Linked DNA regions of Homo sapiens: region 2 is linked to region 1. The links are chromatin loops, found by intact Hi-C in ENCODE. Cell type or tissue: prostate gland. All regions are shown on one strand. Each heading gives the region's core, and the rest is flanking DNA. Links, peaks and the distances in the headings are about the cores only. Region 1 overlaps LINC02463 (long intergenic non-protein coding RNA 2463). Region 2 holds the start of LOC105370003 (a long non-coding RNA gene).

Region 1 (11,061 bases), core at 1,285-9,284:
TTAAAGTATAATAAAAAAAATTCTTATTGCTGGTATTGTTGTTGGTATTCATTATCCTCTGAACTTGATGAAACTCTGATTTCCTGAGCAGGGCTATCTGAGTCTGTGGACCCCGAGAGCAGAATGTGTGGGTTGCCATCTTGGCTGATCTCGGGCAAGTTTACCTAGGTTCAGCTCAATCTCCCAGTCGGTCTCTGCTTTCATTTCCTTAGCTGATAAACAGGGGTAAACCATGCTTTGCTCCAGTCTTCTCATTTGAGGGCTTTGTTCTTTGCCTCACCCTTTTTATCTGTAAAATGGTAATACCTGTTCATTTCAGGCACTGAAGGATGCCTGTTCATCAGTGAGAAGCTCTGAAAAAATTCATAAGTAATGTGGGGTCAGGAGCAGGTAGGGCTAGAGAAAATGGATCAGCCCTTTACAAATATAAAGTGCTAAATAATAAATGGCTTTTATCCATTTGCTTAAATAACTCCTCTTATTGACATGGCTTAATGAGTCCCTCGATCCCCAAATGATTCAAGATATATGTCCTCAATTTCATCTCTTGAAAAATTTCTTCATGGTTCAAAACAAGCAAAAGTCTTTGGGTCTAATTTTGAGAACTTACCTGACTGCTATTCATTTTAAGAGATCTGGTAATTGTTTTGTGTTTTTAAAAATTTTGAACTAAAGCTCTCATTATTCTGATTTATTTTTGTTAGCTATTAACCTAAGTGTTTCCTGATTTGCATAGAAAGAAAAAGAATGGATTTTCCAGTCTCTTTGACCCCTGAGATCTCAAAGCCCCTGTGAAGATCGATCAGTTGGCATGGCTGGATTCAGACTTCCCAGGCCAAGAGGACTTGAAGAAATGATCAGATGAATCTCAGAAACTCAGAGTTTGAATAATAGTTGTCGGTTATTGCACACTTGCTGTGTGCCAGGCATGGTGCTCACTGCTGCCCATGGATCATTTCACCTAATTTCATCTACCAGCCTGATATCTGCACATGTGAGAACCTGAGACGTAGGGAGTTTGCACGGCTTTAGCTTTCGCAGAAGGAGTAACACAGGGTCATACCAACTTACTCCAGTTACCAATTCTGTGACCTCAGGTAGGTGAATTTCTATCCCCGATCATCCTCTTGTTAAAATGGGACTAGGTAACCTCAAACTTTTGTCATGGTGATTGAACAGCTGAGTGTGGTGTTTAATGCATGATCCGTGCTTAGTCAATTCTTATTTTTATTACGGTCCAAGTTCACTGGTCTTGGGCGTGGTGGCATATTGGGAAGTTGACCCAGACCTGGTTCTGAAGCTTGTGCTTCTAGATCATCGTCCTGATCCTATCCAGCTTCAGTTAGGCTTTTCTGCCTCCGAGCACCCTGTTAAGTTTCATAGCACTTAGTAGAGTGCTAGTTTATAGCATTGTGTTTGTCTATGTGATTCTTCATCTGCCTTGCTAGACTGTTTGCTCTGTGAGTGTAGGAACCATGTCTGCTTTGCCCAATACATATCCACTGACTGGAAAGATTATGCCAAGTTTCTCTCATGTTTCACTGTGGGTGCTTTGAATTGGGAAAATATCCTTTCCCATCAGAGTAATTCAGTGAGACTTATTCATGCCAATTAGACGAGAAGCTTGGAATCTGACTGTTCACCCGTTGGAATTATTTCAGAACATCTCTACAGATACTGCTTTCACTTTCACAAGTTTTAAAAATGTATCCTGGTATCAGGCCAACACATATAAGGTTTATCAGTTTCCCTTCAAGAAATGAATAGTGTTGCGTTGTTATTATTTTTGCCTCAGGTTCTTTTCTTCTGTTTTTCTTTTTTTTTTTTTTTTTGATTACCTTTTCTGATCACTGAAGTTGTGTGCATGTTGGGATTGAAGAGTTGGGCAGACTGTTCATTGCCTGCCTTATATCCATTGCCCTTTCCCCTTTGTAAGAGGATCCAGGTTTTGTTCAGAGCAGCACTGAGCCCAGACCCAGGCTATGGATTATAATCGGTCAAAGTTCTGTTATCTAATTTCCAAGCTTTCCTTGCATCTGAGATGGTATATGACCCAGCTCTGTCCAAAAGGTCTGTTGCAAAATGTTCTGGGAAAAAAAAATTTATTGTCCTGGAAAAAGGGACAGATGCAGCACTTTCCCCTTCCATTTTTTTCCTGTCTTGAATTTGGATGTGATGGCTGGAACTGCAGCAACTGTTTTGTCAAAATATTGGTCAAGATGTGGCTGAGCTGCCGAACCTGAACATGAAGCTGACCACTTCTGGAATTCTTATTATGTAAGAAAGGACTATTAAATTAAAGCATATAGTGAGGCATTCTTATTACTTGGAGCTGAATGTATTACTAATGGGTAAAATGATGTTTCTAAAGATTTCCCTCAAAGGCAAAATAAAATCCCAATATTCATAGTTTTTTTGTTTTTTTTTTACTCACCCCATCCCCTTTACCCCCAAAGAGTTTAAGACCTTCTATTCTATGTCAGGATAAAAATTGCTACACCCATTTAAAAGACGATAATGCAGAGGATTGAGCAGGGATTTGCTATTCAAAATTTCAAAGCAGAGCCAAGAGCCTTGGTGTACACACTGTGGCTTCCATTCAAAGACTACATGCTGTCTCTCATTGGCTTAACACACCATTCATATTCCTTAGAAGGCTGAAAGGGCCATATTGATGCTGCCAGAACCTCAGACAGTGGTTCCAGGGAGTCTAGAGGGTTGAAACCCAGCACTTAAGGCTCGCATGCTGTTTTTCTGGCTTGGAAATTTATGCCACAGCTTTGAAATTCTGGAATTTGTTGAGCAGTGATTTGTGACTGCACGTTAAGAGGTGCTTATGCGGTAATGTTGCCTGCGTCTTTATGAAGGTGGTGGATGCTGCTCTGAGCCTTCCAAACTGCTAATATTCTGGATATTATCTGTGTCCACACAGCCATCAATGCTCAAGCAGGGACATTAGGCTGATAGAGAATATCATTAAGGCCGAGAAGGTAGGAAGGAAGACTTACCAGGAAATGTCAGGATATTTTCTTCCCCAAAGGAAACCACCAAAGTCATCAATTCCAAATGTTGAACGCAGTGAAACTTTCCCTAACAAAGAGGCTGATTTACCTTCAGCCTTTCAAGCGTGACTCCTTTATGCATTTCCCACATCTTTTCACTCTGTCAAAATCCATTTTAACTCGATTTTGTTAGCTAAAAATATCTTGGTCCAAAATGTAACCCCATCATCATAAGACACTTTATTTTCAGATTTGTGATTTCCCTTTGTTTTTTTTTTCAAAGGCTTTATTTGCTTTTTTTTTTTTCCATGAAGATGATTCTTACACTGCTCTTTCCCCAAGCACGTTTGGCCATTCCACTTCTCTTTTGTACTGTTTCCAGACGTTTCCTTTCCTTTATAGTCATGACAAAATATAATAGCTAATTCTTATATAGTCTTTGCCATATGCCAGGTGCTGTTGTAATTGATTTATAGGTATTAACTCGTATAATCCTCACAATACCCTAAGGCACAAATACCATTATTTATCCTTATTTTACAGAATAGGAAACTGAGGCACAGAAAGGTTAAATAGCTGATCCGAGGACACACGGCAAGTGGCCAGGCCAAGATTCTAACCCACCAATCTGGCTGCAGCTGATTATGCTAATACTGATAGTGACGATAACTGGCATTTTCCAGTACTTAATCCATATCAGACTCTGTGGAGTCTTATATACATATTGCCTCCCTTAATCATCCCATAAGCTTATGAGATATTAAGGATTATGGTCACCATTTTTAGGGCTGAGGAACTTGAAGCTGTGTGACTTTGCTGACCCGGTCGCTTGGTTAGTAAGATGCAGGCACTTTCAATGCCCATTGTACCTGGAATGCCCTCTCTCCTCCACCCTCACTTCTTTGCTCAGCTTCCTTCTGATCAGTGTCCTCTTTCTGGGAACGCTTTCATGGAACCCCCTCCCCAGTCTGATTTAGATGCTCCAGCTCTCATATCCTACAATTGTCAATTTTCTTACCTGTCTCACTCATCAGACCATGAACTCCTTATACAATGTATATTCACGGTAAAACAAGTATTAGAAACACCAGAAATGTCTGTTCAATCCCTCTGTTTCTATTTAAAAGATATTTTAAAAATCAAAGTATAATTTGAATACAGCAAAGCTACCCTTGTTAGTGAACAGTTCTGTGATGAAAGCATGCTGTCTGGTAGACAGTCTGGGTTAGTTTCCCGCAGTTGCTGTTCCTTGTGTCTTCCAGCTCCTGATGGCTTCAGGCATTCCCCGGTTTGTGGCCACATCAGGCCAATCTCCACCTTCCTGTTCACGGGACCTCTTTTCCTATGTGTGTCAAATCCCCCTCTCCTTTCTCTGCAAGGACAGTCTCATTGGGTTTAGGACCATCCTCAATCCAAGTATAATCTCATCTTGATCCTTGCCTTAGTTACACTTGCAAAGTCCCTATTTCCGAATCAGGTCATGTTCACAGACATTAGAGGGTAGGACTTGGACATATCTTTGTGGGGAACACATGAACCCACTAGATAGCTTCACAGTCAAGATATAGAATAATTTTATCACCACCTCCCAGTTCCATTCTGTTTCCCTTTCAATGAAAAAAAGTCAAAATGAAGCCATATCTGTCAACGTAGCCATATCAATCAAAATCTACCAATGTAGATATTGGTAAAATATATGTAACATAAAACTTACCATTTTAAGTGTACAATTCAGTGGCATTAAGTACATTTTTGATGTTATGTATCCATCACCACTTACTGTTTTATAACCTGCCTCACCCATGTAATCATGGATTATATGCACTTTTTACATGTCAATAAATTCAGATCAAAGTGCTCCATTATTTAAAATAAATGTATATTTTAGATGTGAGTTTCTTAAAGGACCAGCACTTATTACACTAGAGTCTTACCCTCAGGGCCTAGCCTAATGCCTAGCATGTCGCAGGTGCCCGATAAATGTTTATTGAGTGAATAAATGAAGGAATGACTTTCTGGTGAGATACAATGATGCTGCCTGTGCCCACAGCAGGCCTGGGCTCTTAGAGTTTCCAAGGCTTTTGCCCTTTTTAGGTGTGATTTGCATTATCCAGTCCTCCATTTTTCCAAGATAGGTTGCTGTCTTTGCCTTCTCTGAAAACCTCCAGTGACTTTGAAGCAACTGCCTGGAGGGTCAGAGGTGTGTTTCTCCCAACTTGGGACTCTTCCCCGCTAAGGGTTTTCATTTCAGAGGGGTCTAAGCCAACTCTTTCCAGGTTTTATAAGCTGATAGAACAGGGCTGTCAAATGCTTTTTATGGGAGAAGAAACAGGAAGATGGTTTGTTTTGCAGACAGCAGGTTATTGGGTAATTACATTTTTATAGAGCTGCTGTGGGACAAGTCACGGACCTGCTGTCTCCTTTGATGCTAAAAGGCAGACGGCCCCATAAAGATCAGAACAAGGGAAGGTGAAAGGGGTCAGGGACAGAGCTGCCCCTTGGGGGTCAGCTTCTGCCTGGAAGCATCCCCCTGCCCCCCACCACCAGGTGCCCCTTTGGGAAATGCCCTCCTTCCCTTGCCACATGTTTTGGTTAGAGTCACATTCATGCCAGCCTCTTCTATCTGTTTCTCTGCATACAGAGAAAAGGAGAGACCGAAAAAAGGCATTAACTAATAGGACCACCCTCAAGGAAGCCATTGTCATTCACTTATTCATTCGCTCTTTTACTTCCCCCTTCACTCATGCAGTCACTATGTTACTCATTCACTCATTCATTCAATAACTCACTCATTCACTCACCCGCTCATTTATTCATTTGCTCATTCATTCACTTGCTCATTTATTCATCCCTCATTCATGCATACATTCAAGTGTTTGGACACTTAACTAGGAGACTGAAGTATACTGATATATTTTTCCCAAAGGTCAATTTGTTCATTAATTCAACACATCTTCATTGAGGGACTACCATGTGTCATGCATTGTGGCTATAGTGTTAGGTACAACTGAAGCAGTGGAGAAGAGATGCAATAAACTATTGCATCCATATAAAGTGTGCAGTGCCAGCCATGATAAGCACTGAGCAATACACAATTTGGCGCTGTGGGGGTGGTGGGTATGCGAGAGCCCATATGTAGCAGCTCAGCTGGTTGCTTATGAGTGATCAGAGGCCGGGCGCTGTGGCTCACCCCTGTAATCCCAGCACTTTGGGAGGCCAAGGTGGGCGGATCACGAGGTCAGGAGATCGAGACCATCCTGGCTAACACGGTGAAACCCCGTCTCTACTAAAAAAATACAAAAAAATTAGCTGGGCGTGGTGGCGGGCGCCTGTATTCCCAGCTACTCGGGAGGGTGCGGCAGGAGAATGGTGTGAACCCGGGAGGCGGAGCTTGCAGTGAGCCGAGATTGCCCCACTGCACTCCAGCCTGGGCGACAGAGTGAGACTCCGTCTCAGGAAAAAAAAAAAAGTGATCAGAGAAGGCTTCCCTGGTTCAGCTGAAATCTGAAAGATGGAGAAGAAGTTGCCCAGGCCAAGGGATGCAAGGGATGGTGGAGGTGGTGGAGCATGTGGTAGGGAGAGAACATTCCAGGCAAAGAGAGAAAATCCTGCACAGCGTCTGTGGAAGGAGAAAGTACGAAGCTTTCAAGAAGGGGGAGCAGTGGTGCCCTAGCCAGTCTGGCTTTGGAGGAAGCTCCATCCTAGTTGCTTCACCCAGGGCTGTGATCAGGAAATCCCTTTTCAGATCTTCTTGTGGCTCCGTTTCAAAGATCACTTCCTTTTGCAGAAATAAAACATGTTGCTAGGCTATCGTCTCAGCTCCAGCCCAAAACTCGTGGGCACAAGTTGGGGGGAAGCCAGTGTGGTGGCCTGAAGAAGGTCTCTTCATTCTTCGTTTTTCTTCCTGCCCTGGAAGGTTCTAGAAAGCTGTGCACTGCTATTCCTTTTCTTGGGAGGTTTGGAATGAGGCTAAGGGCTGAGGATTACTGGTCCCATCTGGAGACAAGTGTTTCAAATCAAGATCCCCCCTTTTAAAGATAGCTGCCTTCTTCAGGGAGGCTCTGTTCCCCGACCCACACTCCCTGTGCTGATTTCCTGCTGTGTAGACAAGTACCTTAATAAATGATTATTTATTTTATCGGGCAGCCCCTTCTGTACATGTCCAGTTTCCTGCTGTGACCTCCAGCCAGAATCCCAAGGTGTCTTTCTTAAAGGGGCCAAGGAGATGGAGCCTTTTCTAGTTTTTATTCTTTTTATGGCTGTGAGCTGTGAGTTCTGTACAAGGTAGCTTTTCCCTGGGGAGGTTTCTTCCTTCCCAAAGTCTTCCCCTCATTCTGTTAGATACCAGCCTTCCAAAGACCCCCAAAGCTGCTAGTTGGGACTGAGGGGCCCCCAGCCCTGGCTGCCTGTACCCCTATCCTTGGGCTGCAGATGAAGGCAGCAATGACCCCGGCAAAGGATGAGGGGTCAAACAGAACAGGGGATGAGGAAGTATCGGAGAAGGAGTCAGCCCAAAGCATTTTCACTGGGCTTCTAAGAAATCCATGTGTCCAAGGTGTCTTGGTGGTAAGCAGAGCCCATTTCCCCTAACCAGGGTGGCAGCACCAGGTCAAAGGAACTCCGTGTGGGTCCCTGCTTGGATTATGCTCTGTCCCCACCACCAGGCCTTTGCTTATGCTGTGTTCATTGCCTGTAGTGACCCTGTCTCCTGCCTTTTGGGAGACCTAACATTTATAGAGGGCCAGCAAGGTGCCGGACATTGTTCCAAGTCTTGGGGATGCAGTGATGCACAAAACAGCCTATTCCTGCCCTCATCAAGCTTGCATTTCAGAGCAGGGCCAATGGACAAGAAATGAATATGCAGATAAACACTATGTGTGGTCTGTTGGGCAGCCGTAAGTGCTGATGAGAAAGAAATCCAGCAGGACAAGGAGGGTGATGGGGAAAGTGGTCAGGGAAGGGTGGCTTGAGAGGTGACAGAGGAGCGAGGAAGTGTGTTCCTAAGAGAGGGAACAAAATGTCCTAAGGCCTGGAGGCAGGGCTGAGCTCTGTGTGTCCCCAGGCAGCTAGGAAGCCAGCTGGTGGAGGAGGAGTGAGCCAAAGGCTGAGAACAGGGAGAAAGTTGCTGGACACCCAGGCCATGTGAAGTTCCATGGGCCATTCGCAGTGAGGATTTTGGATTTTATTGCAAAGCAGATGGGAGCCAATGGAAAGGTCTGAACTGAAGAGTGACAGGATCTGACTTAACGTTTTAAAGGAATCACTAGTTGTAGTCATTGATACATATTCATTCATCTCATCTTCAGCATTTTAAGATGCAGTGCTTTCGTTTGTTTCCATTTTATAGATGCCAAAACTCGAGGCGCAGAAAACCTAAGTAACTTGCTCAGGATGCCATACAGCAAGTGAGGGGCAGAGCCAGGATTCTGTCTGAGCCCTCTGGTGGTTGGGCACCATCAGCTCCAGGAAGCCTCTTCTATGTGCTCCAGAATTGGTTGCATGGGGAGCCCCTATGAACTTCACCTTCCTGAGCCTCAGTTTTCTGTAAAATGGATATGATAGCAACCACTCTTGCCTTACTTTATACACAGTGCTGTTGGCAAAACCAAATGAGATGAGCTGCAAAATGAATGACTATATATTATTAATTAAATTGTTATAAAACCCAGCTCCTATTTATCAAGCATCTGTGGGGAGCAAATTCCTGCTTATTGGGTCTTATTTAATTACCAAACCACTCTGTGCTGTAGGTGCTATTGCGATTCCAGAGAGCCTGGCACAGAGACAACAGTCAAGAAACTTGGAGTGAATTAATAGCGATGATCTCATTGGATTCCTTTCTTTTCATTCCACTGGGGCTTCTGGAGTTCCCTTGTTCTAGGTTCCTCGTGTCTAATGAATAAAATAGTAATATTTACTTCCTAAAGAGGTTGTGAGGATATCCTGTAGACCAAGTCCCTTCCTAGGAAGCAATTAATCAATTAGCTTTTTTTTTTTCTTTTTTTGCTTTCAGAAACATTCTATGCAAATAATACATGCAAAGGATTTACATAGCACTAAATATTTTTAATGCAAATGATATACAATACTATCTTGCCCTTTTCACTTAACAATGTGCCTTGGAGATAATTGCATTATAATACATATAGACAACATTGTTCTTTTTTTAACAGCTGCATAGTATTCCATTGTATGGCTGTTTTATAATTTTGTCTTTTGCTATTAACCAGTGCTGCAATGAATATAATTGTATGTATCCTGGCACACATATGAGGATATTGATTGAGTAAATATCCTCAAGGAGAATTGCTGGGTCAAGTTATACATAAATTTAAATTTTTGATAGACATTGCCAAATTGCAAGTTACAGAGATTGTAGAAATTTACACCCTTCACCAAGAGTGAATAAGACTGCTTATTTGTCCAGAAACTTGCTAACATAGTATATTATTAAACTTAAAAAAATTCATACTGCGGGATCTTGATATACATACTGTTTTTTGGTGTGTGTTTTTAGCTTAACATTAAGTTGCAAAAAAATGTTCAGTTTCAAGAAATATTTTTCAACAAAATTTTTAATAGTTATCCACTATTTCGTTGTATAGATGTACCATAGTTTATTTGACTAGCTTTCTGTGGTCAGACGGTATTTTTAAAACTAATATGTTTGATAAATTTGACTGTTAAAACGAAGAATATTGGTTATCAACAGACTCGTGAAAAGGTGGAAGACATTCCAAACTAGAAGAAAATATTCACAACACATGCAGCTAACAAGGGAGAGTATTAATGAGCCATATGTAAAGAATTTCTAGAAATAAATAAGCAAAGCTCAACAACCTAATAGAAACATGGGCAAATGAGAATAACAGACATTTCAAATGTAGAAACATATATGACTACTAATAAATGTATAAGGAGATGTGGAACATCATTAATAATGAGGCAAAGCAAGACCAGAATGAGATATTATTTTGCACTAATTTGTTTGGTAAAAATTTTAAAAAGGCCAGGCGCAGTGGCTCATGCTTGTAATCCCAGCACTTTGGGAGGCCGAGGTGGGCGGACCACGAGGTCAGGAGATTGAGACCATCCTGGCTAATATGGTGAAGTCCCGTCTCTACTAAAAATACAAATTAGCCAGGCATGGTGGCGGGCGCCTGTAATCCCAGCTACTCGGGAGGCTGAGGCAGGGGAATGGCTTGAGCCTGGGAGGCGGAGGTTGCAGTGAGCCGAGATCATGCCACTGCGCTACTGCACTCCAGCCTGGGTGACAGAGTGAGACTCCGTCTCAAAATAAATAAATAAATAAATAATAAATAAATAAAAAAAATCTGACAAACTAAGGGTTACAAGGGATGTGGAGTTGCAGAGCGAATGCAAATTGGTGCATCCATTTTGGAAAAACAGTTTAGTCTTGTAAACTCAATAGGAAAAATTATAATCCTGTGACCTAGTAATTTTTCTTCTGGATATAACCTAAAAGGCCAACAAGCATGTGAAAAAATGCTCAACATTACTGATATCAGAGAAAGCAAATTAAAATCACAGTGAGATATCATCTTACAGCAGTCCAGATTGCTATTATTAATTATTATTGTTGAGACAGGGTCTCGCTCTTCACCCAGGCTGGAGTGCAGTGGTGTGATCATAGCTCACTGCAGCCTTGATATCTTGGGCTCAAGTGATCCTCTCACTTCAGCCTCCTGAGTAGCTAGGACTACAGGTGTAAGCCACTACGCCCTGCTAATTTTTTTGATTTTTAGTAGGGACGAGGTCTTGCTATGTTGCCTAGGCTTGTCTCAAACTTCTGGGCTCAAGTGATCCTCCCACCTCGGCCTCCCAAAGTGCTGGGAGTACAGGCTTGAGCCACTGCACTTGGCCCCGAATGTCTATTAACAAAAAATCACCAAATAACAGATGCTGGGGAGGATGCATAGAAAAGGGGATGCTTTATACACCCATCGGGGGAATGTAAATTAGTACAAATTCTATGGAGGATAGTATGGAGATTTCTTAAAGCACTAAAAATCAAACGATCATTTGATTGGCAATCCCA
Region 2 (11,061 bases), core at 1,200-9,199, 98 kb after region 1:
GGTGAACTGGATTTGGCCCACAGGTTGTAATTTGCTGAGCCCTTTACTAGTTACTCTCTCCACGTTTCACGGAAACCCTGGAAGCCAAGTGTTGCAGATGCTGAGAATGCCAAGATAGGGGGCCTGGGTCACTGAAAGTCTATAGGGAGCAGGGTCCCCCTGCCCCCACCCCCACCAGAGTACACCATGACACGAGCTTCCATTGTGTTAGGTTATTAGATACTGTGGATGTTTGTTACAGCAGCAAACCTATCCTGACTCATAGATCAATGATCCAGAAACCAAATGCTCATGTCTGTAGCTGGGAAGAACAAAATATAAGAATTTAGATTGAGACTGCTAGAAGGATCATAGTAATTACAGTAAAAAAAAAGTTCACATATTCAGTATTTTGTGCTTTTTAAATCCTCAGGAGCACAATCTCATTTGTAGCCTCATAACAACCCCACAAGTCAGGCTCAGCAGATGTCATTATCTGCATTCTATATATAAGGAATTGGAGGTTCAGGAAAGGGGATGACTTGCTCAAAGGCATGTTGCTGGTAAACCACAGAGCTGGGTAACCCATCAAAGTCTCCATTCTCCTGGGGCAGTGAACTTCCCACCACTCCATGCGGTTATCTGCTATCCAGGGTATTATTTCCTTAATTTAAATAAGACCTCAGACTGCCAACATTTACTGATTCTTACTGTGTGCCAGCACCTGCTGTAAGCATCTTGCATATGTCATCTCATCTGAACCTTGGAGAGGTTAAGCCACTTGCCCAAGACCACTAAGTTCTTAGGTGGCAAAGCTAGGATTTGAACCCAGGTCACTCTAACTTGAAATTTGGTCCTCTGAGAACTGAAATAAGGATTTTTAGTGGGAGAAACCTCAGCTGCTTTTAGCCTTATCACATTTTAAAGCACTATTTAGATTATTTATTCAAAATATATTTGTAGATATTCCACCTGGTGGATTATCCACCTGTTTCAGGTGCTGTGGTAAGATCAGTGAAGCATACAGGCATTCTATGTCCTTCTCTTGTGGCACTTAGAGAACAGTGAGGTCTTGGTGATAGTCAGCTCAGGGACAGTCGAGGCTCAAGTCACCTGTGCATGGCCTAGAAAGCCTAGAAGAGCCCCACTTGAATTCCATCGAATGCATTCTCCAAAGGAGCAGGGGTTTTCTATTACTAGAGAAGAGGAAAAGATACGTGAATTTGACAAAACAACAATATCATTTATAGATGCTTTACACTGTTGGAGAAGGTGGGAATCAAGAAGGATTCCTGGAGAAGTGACATGAGTAAGTTAAGGAGGCAATGAGTGGGCAAGAGGACAATAATGGTATTGTCAATAAGACCACTCCAAGGAAGAAGGACAGCAGGCTTAAATGCCTGGGGGCTGGGGAAACAGAATTTTGGTGCAACTACAGCATGGATCAGAAGGGATGGGAATGGGAAACAAGTAAAAGTAAGAGATTAAATTGAAGAGACCCAACAATGAATGGCCTTGGCTACCATGTTGAGTTCTTTGGAACTGATCTTGTGGGCAATGAGGAGTCACTGAAGGGAGACAAGGAGCGTGACATGATCAGATCTGTGGTTCAGAAAGATGACATTGAGAAAGCCTGTCTCATTCACAGCTGTGCCTAGAAGAGTGTCTGGCATATAGCAAATGTTCAAGAAATATTGTTGGAATAAATAGCTTAAGCACAGATTGCTATGAGAACAACAGAACAGTCAACTGACTCCTAATTTCTGCTTTATTGTTTTTCTTGACCAAGAAACCAACCTAGAACCAATCTGGAAGTCAGGGTCATCAGAAACTCTGTCTTTCTCCCCCAGGATGAAAAGTAACGCTGAGAGTATGTTGAAAAGCGCTTTTAGATTGCGGATTCAAAGCAGTGCAAGTGACAAGAATATTATCTTTCATTTTCCTCATTCTCTCTGCTTTCAAAGGCCTCTGTCCTGCTTTATACCACATCCATCAGACACCCTCATTTTCATATCTTCGCCTTTGTAATAGCAAGTGGCTGAATGTTGCTAACTGCCTGCCCTCTATGCACAGAGGCACTGGTTCCTGGAAATGAAGGCAGCTTGCTGAACATCGGCAGCCACTGTCCTGGGGATGTTTTCTTTTAGGATCAAGCTTTACCTACAAGCCTGAAAAGAAACATCGTGTATCAGGATGTCTTAGGGTCAATTCCAGACCTTCTGGGCTCAGGCAACCCCCTTGACATATCAAAGTACTGGCATCCAAACTTACGTGTCATTGATGGAGACCATCTGATGTAGTTTTAATAAAGGAAGAGAACTGGCAAAACGCAGTGGCTCACGCCTGTAATCCCAGCACTTGGGGAGGCCGAGGTGGGCGGATCACGAGGTGAAGAGATCGAGACGATACTGGCTAATGTGCTGAAACCCCATCTCTAATAAAAATACAAAAATTAGTTGGGCATGGTGGTGCGTGCCTGTAGTCCCAGCTATGCGGGAGGCTGAGGCAGGAGAATTGCTTGAACCTGCGAGGTGGAAGTTGCAGTGAGCCAAGATTGTGCCACTGCACTCCAGCCTGGCGACAGAGCAAGACTCCGTCTCAAAAAAAAAAAAAAAAAAAAAAAAAAAAAAAAAAAAAAAGAATTTAGGTGACACAGATCTGGGTTCAAAACTCCAGACTCTGCCACATACTAGTTGTGTGGCAACTTAATTCCTGTATGCCACAATTTTCTCTCCCTGAAAAATGGACATATCTATTCTGTTTTGAGATTATTTGGGGTTTTAAATGAGCTAAAGTAGAAAAAAGTAGTAACTGTTTGGTAAAGCATAGCCATTTATTTCTGGAGACATTCAAGCTCATATGTTATTGATGCGTGAGCCACCATATGAGTCAGAGACCCAACTGGGACAAGATGGGAAGCAAGTGGCAATTTTGGGCCTATTTTCTCTCAGTGCTTCTCCCTCACCTGTTTTCTCCTTAATACCCCTTTTCAGATCTGTTTAAAATTTCTAAGTAGTAGATAGTATGTGTGTGTGTGATGGGATATGGCAGCAATTGTGGAATGCTGGTCAAAAGTCTCTTGGAGCTCTGTTGATTGCAAATGATAGAATCCAAGTTCAAACCCTTATTGGCTTAATACCTGGAAATGACAGGTATAGAACTGGTTTCAGCAGCCCACCCATGAGATGAGGGCTCGTTTTTTCCATCTCTAATCGCAGCTTCTCTGTTGATCATATTCTCCCCTCCAACGGGTACTTCTTTTCCATGGCACAGTGGGTCACATGGCAGTGGGACAAGGTCACAGGAAACTCTAAGTTTCTATCATCTCAGCTTACCATCCTTAGAGGAAAGAGGACCCCCTTCCTAGCCACTTCAGACCATGGAAGGGCTCTCATTGGCCTGTCTTGGGTCACATGTCCACTACTTGAACCAATCACTGCAGCCAGGAGATGGCTTACTATACCATGATTGTGCAGGCTTTGGTCATGGGACCCATGTCACACGTGATTGTTGCCACTGTGGGGTTCTGTGATTGGTGGTTCCATTAGAATCACATGGAGCTGGGGAACTACATTCTCCAAAACCCTGTTTTATGTGGGAGGGGCCCTTTTACCAGAAAAAAAAAAAAAAAACAAACAAAAACGGTAGAAGGGAGGCTGGGCAGACAACACTAACGATGTTATCACTGCAAACATTTCCCTTCCTGTTTTCTCCCTGCCTTCTGCAAGAACTAGGGGATCTGTGCTTGTGTTTGTGCTCTGTAAACACTGGCTCTGTCAGGACCTGCTAGAGCTGTGGATAGAGGTTTGAGGAGCATGAGTTTGGGCTCAGACATGTCTGAGATCAAATTCCAACTTTTCTCCTTACTGGCTGCACTGCTTTGAGCAAGGTACATAACCTCTCTGAACTTCAATTTCCTCATGTGTAAAATAGAGATCATAGGTGTCCTAATATGATAGTTGTGAAGATGAAATAAAAAGTGTTTCAAAAAGTGGTAGCTAGTATAATAATAATTACTATTATTATATCATCATAATTATTATTTTTAGGGCTGATGTGACACTCTGAGAAGAGTACCTAAGAGAGGCTTGACTCAGTGTTAAGGTTAGATTAGAGATGATCTAATCTAATTACTTCATTTTACAGATGGAGAAACTGAGGCCCAACAGATAGCTTGACCCGTTTGCATGAGGTTGAACTGAGGAATTGCAAAGATGAGTTTTTGCAGGAGACTGAGCCTGGAGCCAGTTAGCCTCGCTAAGAGCATTCAGAAATTATGAGGCCACAAAAATGCTTTTTGGCTTGAAGCGTCCAAATGGGCCCCACCCATCTCACAGACAGTCAGGCCGCCTTCTCCTTGCTACTGGCCCCTGTGTTTCCAGGCTGGTGAATACAAATCTCTTTTTTTTTTTTTTAAATACTTTGTTCTTGAAAACTTTAGGATGACTGGGTCTTTTTATGTGGGAATTAGAGCTTCAAAAACCTTGGTTTTTGGCGTATTCCTCTCCCCAACACCTATATGTGTAGTTTTCTTTCCCCTCCCCTCCCCTCCCCTCCCTCCCTTCCCTTCCTCCCTCCCTTCCCTTCTTTCTTCCCTTCCCTTCCTTTCTTTGTTGCCTTTATTCCTTCTTTCCATCCCTCCCTTCTTTGTTCCTCTTCTCTTTTAGTATTTAAACATACAATGCCATGTTCTAGGCACTGTGCCAAGGGTGGGGTCAAAAAATCACTCATCTTTACATTTACAGTATTTCTCAAGTTCATCTTCTATGCCTGGCATTGTACCAAGGACCCTGGGCACTAAGGATGCAGCAGGAAATGCAGCAGACTTCATTTCTGCTCTTACAGGGCTTACATTTGAGTGTTTTCTCTTCAAGAACCTGGACGTTTAGTCTAGGTTGTGTCTTCCGTGAGAAAGGCTGGCGTTGGGTAAGGCTGGAGAGGTGAGTAGGACCAGAGCATGGTAAGACGTTTGGAGTTTCTTTTGAGGGCAAGGGACAGTCACTGAAGTATTTTTAGCAGATGCGGGTCACTCTTGGGCTCGTATTTGAAAGGGGACACTGCTACCTGCCCACCTCTGTAGCATCATCTCACATTATTCCTCTCCTCACTCTCTGGGCTCCCATCCCTCTGACCTTCTCTTACTTTCAGCAATGTGCTGTCCTTCTACCACCTCCAGGCCTTTGCAGAAGTCTTTCCTTCCACCTGGAAAACCCTCTTCCCCTCTTTGCCTCGTGAACTCCTCATCCTTCAGTGTTCAGCTCAAATGTTCCTTTCTCTGGGAAGTTTGCCCTGATTTCTACCTCCATCTTTCCCTGCTGAACTAAGCCAAATCCCTGATCTATGCTCTCAAAGTATCTAGTACTTCTACGTTTCCTTGCAATGATCACAACTGAAAACAATTATTTGTGTAATTGTTAAATTTAGTTTTTTTTTTTAAGAAAAAATATTCTTAGGCTATAAGCTCCACGTAGATAGAAGTTGGGTCTGTCTAATTCATTTTTACACTTCCAGCATCCAGGATTTGTCGATTTGCAAATATTTGTCGAATTTAAAAATGATGACCAAGGGAATGAGAAAGTGAATGAGTGAGAGAGTGAATGAGTGAATGAATGAACGAGCAAGTGAATGGATAAGTAAATAATAAATGAATGAGTTATCACCTACGATATTTGGGATGTGACCAGCCTAGGAAGCCTAAATCCTTGGAGCTCCTATGTGTTTTTTTACCTGACATGATAACCCCTCCCCGATCTAGTCTATTATTGTTTTTTTTTTTTTGTTTGTTTGTTTGGTTCAAGACCTTATGAATCGCTTACTGGTCTTGCACTCACATGCCAAGTAGAAAATAGTTTTCATCTCTGTGTCTACTCTGATTGATTGCTCATGGCTGCTTGGAGCTCTAGGATTCAGAGACACTGGGAGGCTGCTTTGGGCTTGGTGGAGAATGCCACTATCTGTTAGCAATGTCTGCCATGGATAACTCAGGGAAAATGTATTGCCTGTTCTTCCTATTTGTTAGCCTTGGACTCCTGGGGCAACTGTCCCCTGATGGTGTGGTTCCTTTGAATCCTAAAACCAATTTCTCTCATTATTAGGAAAATTCAGTGCTCTTTGGGAATCTGTGCTGACCTAAAATGTCAATTCTGCTGCTACTGCTTGGCATGTAGCATCTATGTTTTTTTTTTCCTCTTTCTCATTCTGTTCTTTTCCTTCAACTCTGGTTTCTCACATGGTTCATCACAAGCCCCTTGAGGGACCACTTAGCCCCATCTGGAAAATGAAATTGACAAATTCAATGGATTATTTTTATCTCTTGGGCTGAAACCAGAAAGTAAATCAATTCCCCCAGGGAGAATTTCTCAAAATGCAGTGTGAGATCAGCTGCACTCAAATCACTGGGAGCTACTTATTGGTTAAAAAGTAGCTTTCCTCAACTCACCTTCTCCCCTTACCTCTCAGTTAAACATCAGATGGTGGCATCGTCCATAAAAGGCAGGGTATGAGGTCTGGTGAGGACAAAGTGATTTCTCTGGCATTGTAAAATGAGCTGGGGGTGGAGGAGAAAAGGCTGAAGCTGCTGGTTCTCAGCTCTGACCTGCAGTTCCCAGCTTCCTTCAGCTAAATCCTACTCCACTTATTTTTAGCATGGGGCAATGGAAAAGGCAATGGGCCAGCACCAGGAAATAGATTTCTAGTCTCCACTCAGCTGGTTATTAGCATGTGACTTTGGGGCTTCAATTGTCTCATCTGTAAACTGAGTAAATTAACACCATTACCATCAACCCTTTTGCTAAGAACACCACTATCACCATTATCACCCCAATCATCATATATAATCGTCATCATTCCCATCATCACCATTTTCACCAACATTATCATGCCATCATCACCATCAACATCACCATCATCCTCATCATCAACTCCATTACCATCATCCATATTCTAGGTACCACTTACTAAGCATTTGCTGTGTGCTAGGCACTTTGCTGTTCGCAATATAAGCATCTTCTCACTTAATCCCCACAACAATTCTATGAGGTATGTATGTATGTGTTAATACTATTATTCCAGTCTTACAGATGAGGAAAGTGAGGCTCAGTGAGGTGAAGCCCCACTTTCCCAGGAAGTTATAGAGCTTGAATCAAACCTAGGCTGGTTTTTGTTCTTAACAACTAAATCACGAAGGCTGTCTAAATGTTCACTTAAGGTTCACTCTACATTAAAAAAAATCCTAGTGTCTTTTCAAGTTTTGCCATCTTCTGAATACAACCAGATATTTTCTTAATTAATGTGATATTTTCTTAAAAAACATGTTTCTTGGTAGAACCAGATGCATTAAATGATAAGGCTATTTTATGAAGCCACTGCTAGAGGACCTTCCTGGTTTTGTCCATGGGAACCTGAGGCTCACTATGCCTTGTCCCTGGCCACATACCAAATTAGGGTTAGTCCAGGATGCCAGTTTTCCTCTGCGCAGGCGGAAAATTGGCAATGAGTCCCTTGGTTAATTTTCCCCGTGTTTGTAGAGAAGAATTGGAAAACAGGATTTGGGATCCGTGAATCTGGTTTCAAAATCTGGCTGTTTTTTCTTGGTTGGTAAGTGGTTCAGCTCTCTGGGCCTCGGTTTCCTTACCTGTAAAATGGGGATCATAGTACCTACCTCATTGTGTGATCACAGGATTAAATAAGATAATGTATTCAGAGTGCTTACTTAGCATAATACCTGGCACATAATAAATACTTGCTACATCATGATTATAAGACCATATTATTATTTTTTTGCAATGTAGTTTATAAATATATATTACATACAATATATACAATATATTATTCTATTTTGTATTAACTATCTCTCACTGCTTTTTTCTCTGCACATCATATTCCTCTACTATGCTATTCCACTAGAAGTAAAGGCCTAATATAAAGTGAACTGAACCCAGGATTCCCTTTTTAACTCAGCCTGCAGATTTTCAATGCGGCAAGGTATTGCTGGAGGCATGTGGCGAGGTGCCTCAGGAAGCCCTCAGACTTGTGCCTGTGTGCGGCTGAGAAATTGACTTTTTCCCCCCAGTCAAATTATTAATTAGTTGCCTTATTGACTAATTTCTAAGCACTCAGTCAAATTGAGTAACCAATCTAATTTGGACGGGAGAGCAGAGAAAAGCTTTAGTTCATCCATTTTTCAATTGGGTGCATTTCATTGTCTGGAAAAGAGACTTGAAATAAGGTACCTCAAATCCTTGTTCAAGCATGGAAATTCCGGGGACTGTAATTATCGAACTGTCTTATCTTCATGTCTTCCACTACTTGATAAAATAGGGCAAAAATTCCCTTCCAGTTTAAAGATGGGAAGAGTTTGAAAGGCTAATACCTCTACTAAGGTTAAATATTCAATATTGAAGGCCCACTCTGTGTTAGATACTTTTGTTATTAGTAATCGTTATTAGGCACTGTTACAGAATTCTTACGTATTCAAACCAAACTGGGCATCAGGAATGGAAAGAAGTGGGCTGCCATTTTTTTTAATCTCTGTATTTTTATGTAGCTCTTTGCTTTTAAGGATTCCCAAATCTTTGAAAACAACATCTCTAGCATCTTCGAAGACAGAAGGCAGTGAATATCGGTGCTGTTTAAAGGTAGGGATATTAAGGCCCAGAAAGTCTGAGCTGTTTTCTGAAAAGTGACAAACAGTTCCCCAAGTCTTTGCATTGGCAGGGATCTTAAAACAGCCTTTGAGAGGGAAACAAAGACAAAACATCAGGGTTTGTAGACCTGACTGCAGGGCAGGCACTTTCTCTTTCCTTTTTGGGTAATACCGATGGGCAGTTTAGCTTCGTGGACGAGAACGAAACAGTCCCCTATATTCCCTCATAGGAGTGGGGCCAAGGAGGGTGGCCCAAACCCCAGCCCCTTCTCTGAAAATCCTCTTAGGGGAAAACCAAAACAAACACAGCATAGTTTGGCTTTTCATGTGGGGGGAATTGCCTGGCACCACCCCTCCATCCAAAACATGCTTTTGATTTGGTTTTATTGGCTACTGAAAAGAATCATTTAATAGTCAAGAGCCAGGCAGTGACAAAGGGTTCAGGTAAATTAGTTTCAGTTCTTACGTGGACTGTCCTTCTTCTTTGGAATTTGAGCTTTAGAAAATAAAAGCCTCCCCTACCACTTATTCGCTTTACCCCTCCTTACCCTTAAGCCTTTTAAAAAGGATTTTTCTTCCCCTTTCTAAATCTCTTCAAAAAAGAGTTTCTTTTCTTTCATACAGAGGGGTTGGGGAATTACATTTGTCAAAATATCCTAACATCAGTGCGTGAAGAAAATTCAATGAAATCCAAATTAAGTGCATTAAAAAAAAAGTGTTTTTTTTCTTTTTGGCCTGGACCCTTAAAATATGCAGAAATACACCAAAAGAGAGCTTCAAAGCCCATTTTAATAACTAACTACATACCTGCTGAAAGCATTTACTCACAGCTCCCGCTTTCGCTCCAGTCCCAGATGCTTAAAATGCAGTTAAAGTTTAAGCTTTTAGTATTAACAATCACTCACACAGAAGCGGCATCCATAAAATCTACAAGCCCAGTCTGCCATTACTTCATTGTAATTAACAATCTAGTAGTAAAGTAATGATCTCGAAATCTACAAATGGTATGGCACTAGAGGTTTAAATATTTGACAATGTGTTGGGTCCTATAATTTGATTCTGGAACTGAGACTTTCCTGAAGGGAAGACTCCCTAACAGTTAATGTATTTCTAGGCATAGACCAAAAGAAATCCATTGACAATTCTGGGTCCCCTTCTATCCCAGTTCTCCAGCTTTTCATTCCATCTGTGTTTTCTCTTACTTTCTCTGTATCCCCAGTTTCTCTCAGCTCAAACACCCTGCTATTCTGTGATTCTTCTCTCTCGTCCAATACCCTTCCCATTGAAAAAGAAATTCAGCTTATCCAGAGATAGCATCAGCCATTGGGATTAAAATGCAGTATATACGTTTCAGGTGATGTGCTGGAAAGATCAGCAAAGATATAAAATATCCAAGGGAAAACAAAAGAAAAAAAATGGCAGGCAGTCTAACACCGGCTAATAGTTAAATAACAATTTGATGTTTAGACATAAGAGGCTGAAGTTAGGAAACTTGAGGTTCACCCATACATTCTGGGCTTCGAAATCTGCCATCAGTAAAGGGGCACAATGGTGTGAATTTTTAGCCAAGCATCAGTTGAACCTTGAATTTCCTGGGTTTTTGTTGGACCGTATCACAGTGAAACATTATATTCTTTTCCCCCAAATATATATCTGATTTCCTTTACAAAGAGCAAAAAATATTTTTCCCACCAAGCTACAAGAAAACACATGTTATCTTTCCCAATAGGGCATCATCTATTATTGGTCTTTTGGAAAGCTAAAAAAAATGCTTCAAACAATATTCTAAACCCGTTTATTGTGTTTTGTCAGATGAAAAAAACTGATTTTGATTTATTATTTCATGTAGATATTATATAGACATTTGTGTTCGACATTTCCTGAGAAATATTTCCGTTTCTGAGGTCTTTTAAAAACGCACTTTTAGAAAACTTTATAATTTTTTTCTGTGCATGTATGTGTGGTGGCAGATGAGGAATTCTTTTAAGATCCTTCATGTTTAAGATGTTTAGTAACTAAAAATAATTTACTGGGAAATTATGAACTTTATAAAAGACCAACATTTGCTGAGAGTCAATTGCTTCCAATAGCCTTTTATTAAAGCCATTTTTCTATTCTTTCTTCTTATAATTACAGAATGTTTTAAATATGAGTAATTATACCTTGACGTATCTCGTGATTTAAAATGGACTTTTGAGAATGACGGCAAAGTGGTTTCTGCATTTCGTAATTCAATACAATCAAAAACAGTTAAAAAATATGTATACAACTGGATGTGTTATTCTTTCAAAAATCAGTCGTAAATATAGACCTTTTTTTGGGCGGGGAGAAGGGGTGGGTGAAATTTCAGATTGGAACGAAGTTACAACCCACATCAGGAAAATCGGCCCTTTAATGAGAGAAATGAAAAAGTCTTAATCACCAAAACCCCTCCAAAA

The links. Peaks named below come from ENCODE experiments on the same cell type or tissue, not always from the same donor. Only the 100,000 strongest peaks of a DNase experiment are listed, where the experiment ranks them.
Region 2: a loop joins it to region 1, with 3.0 times the contacts of the local background. A loop is called at or near these places in 1 of 110 quality-filtered maps.

What each region holds. Positions count from the first base shown.
Region 1 is chr12:115,855,108-115,866,168 of GRCh38, reverse strand. It overlaps LINC02463 (long intergenic non-protein coding RNA 2463), which reads left to right. Exons shown (of 5, transcript XR_001749337.2): 2 at 737-1,097. Among named protein-coding and RNA genes, the nearest start is that of LINC02463, 26 kb to the left of the region's middle. In prostate gland, for the core only: no CTCF peak of the experiment used is centred there; a DNase peak (open chromatin) is centred at 5,365; H3K27ac peaks cover 1,192 bases.
Region 2 is chr12:115,756,806-115,767,866 of GRCh38, reverse strand. LOC105370003 (a long non-coding RNA gene) reads left to right here and starts at 4,802. Exons shown (of 4, transcript XR_945389.3): 1 at 4,802-4,919. In prostate gland, for the core only: no CTCF peak of the experiment used is centred there; DNase peaks (open chromatin) are centred at 3,746, 4,296, 7,436, 8,796 and 2 weaker places; H3K4me3 peaks cover 1,040 bases; H3K27ac peaks cover 6,309 bases.